Regions from separate parts of the Homo sapiens genome. Here region 1 is linked to region 2. A link is an interaction called in ENCODE POLR2A ChIA-PET data of the cell type or tissue named here. Cell type or tissue: GM12878. All regions are shown on one strand. Each heading gives the region's core, and the rest is flanking DNA. Links, peaks and the distances in the headings are about the cores only.

Region 1 (4,397 bases), core at 84-4,083, 370 kb before region 2:
CCTTCTTCAAGTTAGGAACAAGTGACTAAATATTCATATGCTATTGATAAAAGTTTGTCTTGGTTGACACTAGGAGGCTGTAGCCAAAAGCAGTGCAACTTTGCCGTATGGTTCACTGTCCTGAAAGCTTCCTGGAAGATTGGTCTAAAATCATCATGCCATTCCTCTGTCAAAAATTCTTGAGTGGTCTCCCATCTGTGGAATAAACACCTTAATAAGTTATCTAAGCCTCCCAGGATCTGGACTGTGCTGACCCCTTCAGTCCCACCTCTGCCCCCATCCCTTGCACTCCACCTTACTGTAGTCACACTAAACTACTGAGAGGCCCCAAAACTCACTGTTTTCTGTTGCCTATAGGCTTTTCACATCCTTGTCCTCTGCGCTTCTCCTTTTAACCCTCAGTTGGCTAATCCACTGTTCATTCTTTAAGATCTGGCTCACTGATTCATTCAATCATTCAACAAAAATTTGTTGAGTGCCTATTACTTAATAGGCATAGTTCTAGGTGTCAAGGCGGAGCAATAAGAAAACAGACATACCCTTGCTGTTTCTGGAGCTTCCATTTTGTGGTATGTATTAAACAAATGTAACATAGGAGGCATCAAAGTGTGATAAGTGGTGTGGAGAATAGAACAAGGAAAGAAGATAGGCTGGGGCAAAGGAGTTGACAGAGAAACCTTCCTGATTGGATGATGTTTGAGCAGAGCTGAAGAAGGTGAGGGAGCGTTATGTGGCTATCTGAAACGAGTGTTCCAGGCAGAGCCTGTGACTATATGAGGCAGGAGTTCTTTTGGCTCAATCATTCTCTCCAAAAATCCTTCTCTGGTGCCTTGATCTGGATAGATGCCACTTTTGTGTTTTTCTACTTGCTGTTGTGTTTACCTCTAAAGTAGCACTTATTACATCATGTTATAATTGTCCATGTATATGTCTGTTTCCCTCACTTGGATTGGGTTTCTTGAGAGCAGGAACCTCTGATCCTTCTCTGTCTTCTCAGCATCTATTTTAGGGCCTGACACAGAGGAGGAACCTAGAAATATTTATTGAATCAATTGTTCTTACAGCCTGATAATATTTACAAATGATTTGTAAAATTGGGTTTGGATGACAGTTGGTTTGAGGAAAAAGTAATTCTAAGGCTGCTTTTTGTCTGTCTGGCTTGATTCCCCTTTTGGACCTCTGAGAAGTGGAACACCTGGTTTTCTTTAAGAAGAATACTTGGAGACTCCATTGTGAGCATTATGGCAGGGTAGCCAACCTGTAAAATGGTGGGTAAAATATAACAAAGCCGGCCGGGCACGGTGGCTCATGCCTGTAATACCAGCACTTTGGGAGGCCAAGGTGGGTGGATCACCTGAGGTCAGGAGTTGGAGACCAGCCTGGCCAACATGGTGAAACCCGTCTCTGCTAAAAATACAAAAAATTAGCTGGGCGTGCTGGCGGGCGCTTGCAATCCCAGCTACTTGGGAGGCTGAAGCAGGGGAGTTGCTTGAACCCAGGAGGTGGAGGTTGCAGTGAGCCGAGCTCACACCATTGCACTCAAGCCTGGGCAACAAGAGCAAAACTCCGTCTCAAAAGAAAAAAAATAACAAAGCCCTTTATAGCTGAATTTGCAAGAAAGTAAGAGAAATCTCCAGGGACCTAGAAACCAAGAGTGAACTGAAAACCAGAGTGGTTAGCTCCTTAATCTGCCCTCAGCTGCACTGGATGTCTCACCTAGAAACTTGGACTTTAATAGGCCTGTTGTTATACCAAATGAAGCTATAGGTCCGCATGGGTTAGACTCTAGTGGGTTTTTTGTTGTCGTTGTTGGTGTTTTTTTGTTTTTGTTTTTGAGATGGAGTCTTGCTCCGTCTCCCAGGCTGGAGTGCAGTGGGGCAATCTCAGCTCACTGCAAGCTCTGCCTCCTGGGTTCACACCATTCTCCTGCCTCAGCCTCCTGAGTAGCTGGGACCACAGGTGCCTGCCAGCACACCCGGCTAATTTTTTTGTATTTTTAGTAGAGATGGGGTTTCACCATGTTAGCCAGGATGGTCTCGATCTCCTGACCTCGTGATCCGCCCACCTTGGCCTCCCAAAGTGCTGGGATTACAGGTGTGAGCCACCACGCCCGGCCTGGTTAGACTCTAGTTTTTGACAGAGGATGGCATGTGAAATACTCACATGAAGCTAGGTCCCTTGAAAATCTGCACCCTGTGTAGGGTGTATACCTTCTGATAGGGTGGACTAGTATCTTAATTCACTTTCTGTTGCTTATAACAGAATACGTGAAACTGGGTAACTTATAAAGAAAAGAAATTTCTTGCAGTTATGGAGTCCGAGAAATCCAAGGTCCAGAGGCCACATCTGGTGAGGGCTTTCTTGCTGGTGGGGACTCTGCAGAGTCTGGAGGTGGCATAGGGCATCACATGGCAAGGGGGCTGATTATGCTAGCTCAGATCTCTAGTTTTCCTCTTATAAAGCCCCTAATGCACTCCCATGATAACCCATTCATCCATTCATCCATTCATGAGGACAGAGCCCTTATAACCCTATCATCTCTTAGAGGCCCCACCTCTCAACACTGCCATATCAGGGATTAAGTTTCAACATGAGTTTTAGAGGGGACAAATATCAAACCAGATCTACTAGGAAAAAAAAAAATTCTCCCTACTGACACAGATAGAAGACAAAGAGATTGCCTTTTATCCTAGGCTTTCGTACAGAAAAAAAGTTTTCCCAGAAAATTCTTAACCATAGGCATTCACTCATACAGATACCCAAATGGCCTAGAAACTCCAAGCCAAGAAGTTGATAATAAAAACCACCTCAGGCTGGTAATACCCCTGGATGCTTGGCAAAAACAAATGCAAAACCGCTCTGCTCCAAGATACATACTTGATACAGGCCACATAGAATTCCCACAGGGTCTGGAGTTAATGAAATTCTCATTTGTTAAACAAGAATGTATATTGCTTGCTTTGTGCTATTGAGAGCATATGTTATTCTTGTATAAAGAAACATTTGAATATATCTGTGCCCCCCCACCTTTGCTCTCCAGAAGTGAAATGATGAAGCAGAATTTATATGCAGGCCAGCATCTGGGTATGGACACACATTAAGCTTCCTTCTATCCTTGCAGAGGTCATGGAAGAAGTGACAACATGCTCCTTCAACAGCCCTCTGTTCCGGCAGGAAGATGACAGAGGGATTACCTACCGGATCCCAGCCCTGCTCTACATACCCCCCACCCACACCTTCCTGGCCTTTGCAGAGAAGCGTTCTACGAGGAGAGATGAGGATGCTCTCCACCTGGTGCTGAGGCGAGGGTTGAGGATTGGGCAGTTGGTACAGGTGACTCTTCATCCCAGATCTGAGTCTGGGCCTCAGTTTCTCTTCACAAAGCTCAGAGCTCTTCAGGATCTGTGCCTTTTCTCATCAGTACAGGAAAGCCCTGTGTGGGGAGCAGAGGCAGAAAAAACAGCAAAAACAATGGCTCTCACTGAGTGCTTATTGTGTGCCAGGGGCACATTGGGTCCTCACAGCCATTCTGTGTCGTAGGTACTGTTTTCAGTCATATTTTACAGACAAGGAAACTGAGACTCAGAGAGGTTGCCATTTGCTCAAGGTTATACAGCTATAATAAAGCAGTAGAAGCTGGTTTCAAACTCAGTCGCTGACTCCAGAGACCTCCACAGTTATTTAGATTCAGCTAACGTATGATGTGCCTTTCATTTATATTCCATTTAATCCTCATAAATCACCCAGGGAAGTAAGCATTGGTAGTCCAGTTTTGCTGATGAGAGATCCTAGTGCTCCAAGAGGTAAGTAACTTGCTCAGGACCACATTTAGCAGGTGACAGGGGGATACCAGTAATAACCACGCTTCTACTACTAAATGCTGTATGTGAGGTATATTTTATTATCCCCATTTTGCAGGAGGCAACCAGGCCTGAGAATTAAGGTCATTTGCTTTGGTCACGCGTCTAATAAGTGGGAGAACTGGAGTTAGAGCCCTTCCTCTTCAGTAGAACATTTTGACTGTATTTTTAGTGAGGAAAGAAGGGTTACTGCTCTTTGGCCTGGAAGCTACAGGGTTATTTCAGATCCCAAATAGGCATACGTCGGAGATATTGTGGATTTGGTTCCAGACCACCACACTAAAGTGACTATCACAATAAAACAAGACACATAAATTTTTTGGTTTCCCAGTGCATATAAAAGTTATGTTTACACTATACTGTAGTCTGTTAAGTGTGTAGTAGCATTATGTCTAACAAAAAGTACACACCTTAAAATACTGCTGAAAAGTGCTAATGATTATTTGAACCTTTGGCTAGTCAATCTTTTTGCTGGAGTGGGTCTTGCCCTGATGTTGGTGACTGCTGACTTATCAGGGTGGTGGTTGCTGAAGATTT
Region 2 (4,397 bases), core at 293-4,292:
AACTCTGTCTCAAAAAAAAAAAAAAACTGCAGTAAGTATATATGGACTAAACATTCTAATTAAAAGAATAACAAAGCAAGGCTCAATTTATACTGCCTTCAAAACATGTACTTTAGGCAGGGCGCAGTGGCTCACACCTGTAATCCCAGCACTTTGGGAGGCCGAGTTGAGGTCAGGAGTTTGAGACCAGCCTGGCCAACATGGTGAAACCCTGTCTCTCCTAAAAATACAAAAATTAGCCAGGCGTGGTAGCACATGCCTGTAATCCCAGCTACTCGGGAAGCTGAAGCAGGATAATCACTTGAACCCAGGAGGTGGAAGTTGCAGTAAGCCAAGATCGCGCCACTGCACCCCAGCCTGGGCAATGAGTGAGACTCCATATTTTTTAAAAATTTAATTAATTAAATTAAATATATATATGAAATAAAAGGCACAAATATTGAGAAGAAAAAAGTAGAGCTGTCTATATGTGCAGATTACATGAATATTTACATATAAAATATTAAGGAATGTATAAAACTGCTAGAATTAATAAACAATATATGAAAATCTATTGTGTTTCTAAAAATAAAAAAGAAATTGAGATTTAAATTTCTATTTATAATAGCATCAAAAAACACAAAGTACTTAAGAATAAATTTGGCTGGGCACAGTGGCTCACACCTGTAATCCCAGCACTTTGGGAGGCCAAGGCCAAGGCAGATGGATCACCTGAGGTCAGGAGTTCAAGACCAGCCTGGCCAACATAGTGAAACCCTGTCTCTACTAAAAAAAATACAAAAATTAGCCAGGTGTGGTGGCGCACATCTGTAGTCCCAGCTACTCGGGTGGCTGAGTCAGGAGAATCCCTTGAACCCGGGAGGCAGAGGTTGCAGTGAGCCGAGATCCAACACTGCACTCTAGCCTGGGCAAGAGAGTGAGATGCTGTATCAGAAAAATAAAAAATAAAAAAAATAAAAAATAAATTTAACTAAAGACATGTAAGACCTCTATCTTTACACTGAAAATCATAAAACGTTGTTGAAAGTAATCAAAGAGCTAAACAAATTAAGAAACATAACAAATTCATGGTTTGTAAGACACAATATTAAGCTGTTATTTTCCCAAAATTGTTCTATAAATCCAATACGATAAGCTTTGTTGTAGACATTTATATGGAAATAGCAAAAGCAATCTTGGTGGTGAGGGGGAGACAAAGTTGGAGGACACATACTACCTGATTTTAAAATTTATTCTCAAGCTACCATTATGAAGACTGAATGGGGCTGGGCACAGTGGCTCACACCTATAATCTCAGCTCTTTGGGAGGCTGAGACAAGCAGATCACTTGAGACCAGGAGTTCGAGACCAGCCTGGCCAACATGATGTAATCCTATCTCTACTAAAAATACAAAAATTAGCTGGGCGTGGTAGCACATGCCTATAATCCCAGCTACTTGGGAGGCTGAAGTATGAGAATCGTTTGAACCCAGGAGTTGGAAGTTGCAGTGAGCCGAGACTGCACTACTGCACTCCAGCCTGGGTGACAGAGCAAGACGCACACACACACACACACACACACACACACACACACACACACACACACACAAAAGACTGAATAGTACTAGTCTAAGGATAGACAAATAGGTTAATGGGATGGAAATAGCCCCATAAGAATATGGTCAACTGTCAGCATCCCCTTTTGGATTGTAAGCTTTGTATCTGTGTCTGTATTTGCCTGGTTTCTAACTGCACCCCCAGAGCCTAGAACAGAGCTGATTACTTCGTGTGTGTATTGTAACTGAATAATCAGAGCCTAGTATAGTAAGTGCTCAATAAATATTTATTGAATAAATGTATTTTAAGAAATGGGGTGGACATAACAATCTGGTCCTCTCCCAGGGCCAAGCTATATGCTTTTTTAAAAAAATTATTTACGTATTTATTTATTTATTTTTGAGACTGAGTCTCACTGTGTCCCTAGGCTGATGTGCAATGGTGTGATCTTGGCTCATTGCAACCTCTGCCTCCCAGGTTCAAGCAATTCTCCTGCCTCAGTCTCCCAAGTAGCTGGGATTGCAGGTGCCTGCCACCACACCCAGCTAATTTTTGTATTTTTCGTAGAGACAGGGGTTTCACCATGTTGATCAGGCTGGTCTCAACTCCTGACCTCAGGTGATCCACCCACTTTGGCCTCCAAAGTGCTGGGATTACACGCATGAGCCACTGTGCCCAGCCCAAACTGTATGCTTTTAGACATGCTAATTCTGGAGGATGAGAGATCACCCTACCTTACTCTATTCCCACTTCTCCTAGTTCCCTTTGCTGGAGTCCTCTCTTTCCTTTCTTTTAACCATCCAGAAAATCAGCACTACTGGCTCCCTGATCTGCACTGTCCCCAACCCCCCGACTACTGTGGACCCTCCAAAATTCAGAAAGCAGATCATGCTAGGGGCTCTAGAGGTTCTCCTCCAGCAGAACCAAGATGGAGGAAGAATGAGAGGCTGGGCTGGAATTGCCCCCTTGGAAGGGTGACCAACTGCACAGGTTTCCCAGATGCGGGGGTTTCCTGGGACATAGGGCTATGAGTTTTTAAACTAGGACAGTCCTGAGGAAACCAGGGATTACACCCACCTCCTGGGAATCCTCCAGCTTCCTTCATCAGAAAGGGATGGACTATACCTCTCCCATGGTGGGGACTGCCAACCCTAGGGTCAGCAGTCTTTTTGTAATGATGGTTTAAATATCCAGAGCAAAGATGGCTCCATATTCTCACCCCCAAAACAGGGTCTGAAGCTTAGGAAGCGCTAGATAATTGTTGGATGATGAGCGTGCTTAGGAGCAGGAGAAAGGGCCCTGCCCTCTGGGACCCCCTGAATCCAAGGTGGGCTGTTTTCTACAGCTCCAACCCCTCCTTCCTGCACACTTTGCACCTCTCCCAAGCAGGGAAACGGCTTTCTTGCCCCATCCAGCCCCATCATATCCCTGCCCACTCTGCACGTTCTATCAAGCACCAGCATGTTTCTGCAGTCAACATTTATGTACATTTTAATTATTTTTATAAAAGCATTACTTTTTAAAAAAGTTTCAATATAGAATGTTAGTAAGGGAAAAGTCAAAGCCCCACCCCACCTCATCCCACGCTGCCCTATACCCCTCTCTTTTTTTTTTTGAGATGGAGTCTAGCTCTGTTGCCCAGGCTGGAGTGCAGTGGCGTGATCTCAGCTCACTGCAAGCTCCACCTCCCAGGTTCACGCCATTCTCCTACCTCAGCCTCCCAAGTAGCTGAGACTATAGGCACCCAACACCATGCCCATGCCCAGATAATTTTTTGTATTTTTAGTAGAGACAGGGTTTCACTTTGTTAGCCAGGATGGTCTCAATCTCCTGACCTTGTGATTAGCCTGCCTTGGCCTCCCAAAGTGTTGGGATTACAGGCGTGAGCCACTGCGCCCAGCCCTTAACCCCTCTCTTAAAAAAACTTTATTTTTACCTTTTCTGCTTTTAGCTATGGTAGTTTGTACCACAAATCTGATTGATATGCATATACCTCAATTTCTTGATTTATCCACTTGAATTAACATTTATTGACTCTTCTCATGAAAAAGGACATTTGCTCATTTACTTTAATGCTCATCTCCCAATCCTTTCTACGTTGTGTTGTAGTGTTAGTTTAGTCTTCCATTGATTGATAATTGCTTAAAACCTTTATTTCCATTCCTATGCACTTTAGATAGTATCTGTCATTTTTTTTCTTTTTTTTGTTTTTTATAATAGAGATGGGGGCTCAACATATTGCCCAGGCTGGTCTCGAACTCCTGGGCTCAACTGATCCTCCTGCCTTGACCTCCCAAAGTGCTGGGATTAAGGCTTGAGCCAGCGTGCCTGGCCAAGATAGCATCTCTTGATTTATACTATGTAAAATGAAAAAGTTAGCATCTGTGCAGTGTTTGATCTCTCCTCTTCTCCTCCAGCCTTCTGACACTGATAGTTATACTGTTACATTGCTAAGAGTTATAATATTTAAATTTATTCTGTAACTATAATGAAGTCTTCCATGCTTTATCTAGAGAGTAATTCTGCTCATTTAAATCCAATAAATAGTATTTTCAATATTACAATTAGAAACAAATTCTAATTTGAGACTATATTAGATTCATAAAACAAGAAAGAACTGCTAATAAAGGGATCAATTAGACAACATGAAAGAGTCCTGGGAAATAAAAAACATGATTGCCCAGATAAAAAATATAATTAAAAAGTCTAGAAGTGGCAGGGCACGGTGGGTCACGCCTGTAATCCCAGCACTTTGGGAGGCCGAGGCAGGTGGATCACGAGGTCAGGAGATCAAGACCATCCTGGCTACATGGTGAAACCCCGTCTTTACTAAAAAATACAAAAAATTAGCAGGGCATGGT

The links. Peaks named below come from ENCODE experiments on the same cell type or tissue, not always from the same donor. Only the 100,000 strongest peaks of a DNase experiment are listed, where the experiment ranks them.
Region 1: POLR2A ChIA-PET joins it to region 2 with 5 read pairs; 3 of 35 experiments call an interaction of 5 or more read pairs at or near these places.

What each region holds. Positions count from the first base shown.
Region 1 is chr11:74,991,388-74,995,784 of GRCh38, forward strand. NEU3 (neuraminidase 3) reads left to right here. Exons shown (of 3, transcript NM_006656.6): 2 at 3,122-3,333. Among named protein-coding and RNA genes, the nearest start is that of NEU3, 4.7 kb to the left of the region's middle. RefSeq lists an enhancer at 1,495-1,614. In GM12878, for the core only: no CTCF peak of the experiment used is centred there; a DNase peak (open chromatin) is centred at 1,674; H3K4me3 peaks cover 1,666 bases; H3K27ac peaks cover 618 bases.
Region 2 is chr11:75,361,148-75,365,544 of GRCh38, forward strand. No RefSeq gene overlaps it. Among named protein-coding and RNA genes, the nearest start is that of ARRB1, 12 kb to the left of the region's middle. In GM12878, for the core only: no CTCF peak of the experiment used is centred there; no DNase peak of the experiment used is centred there.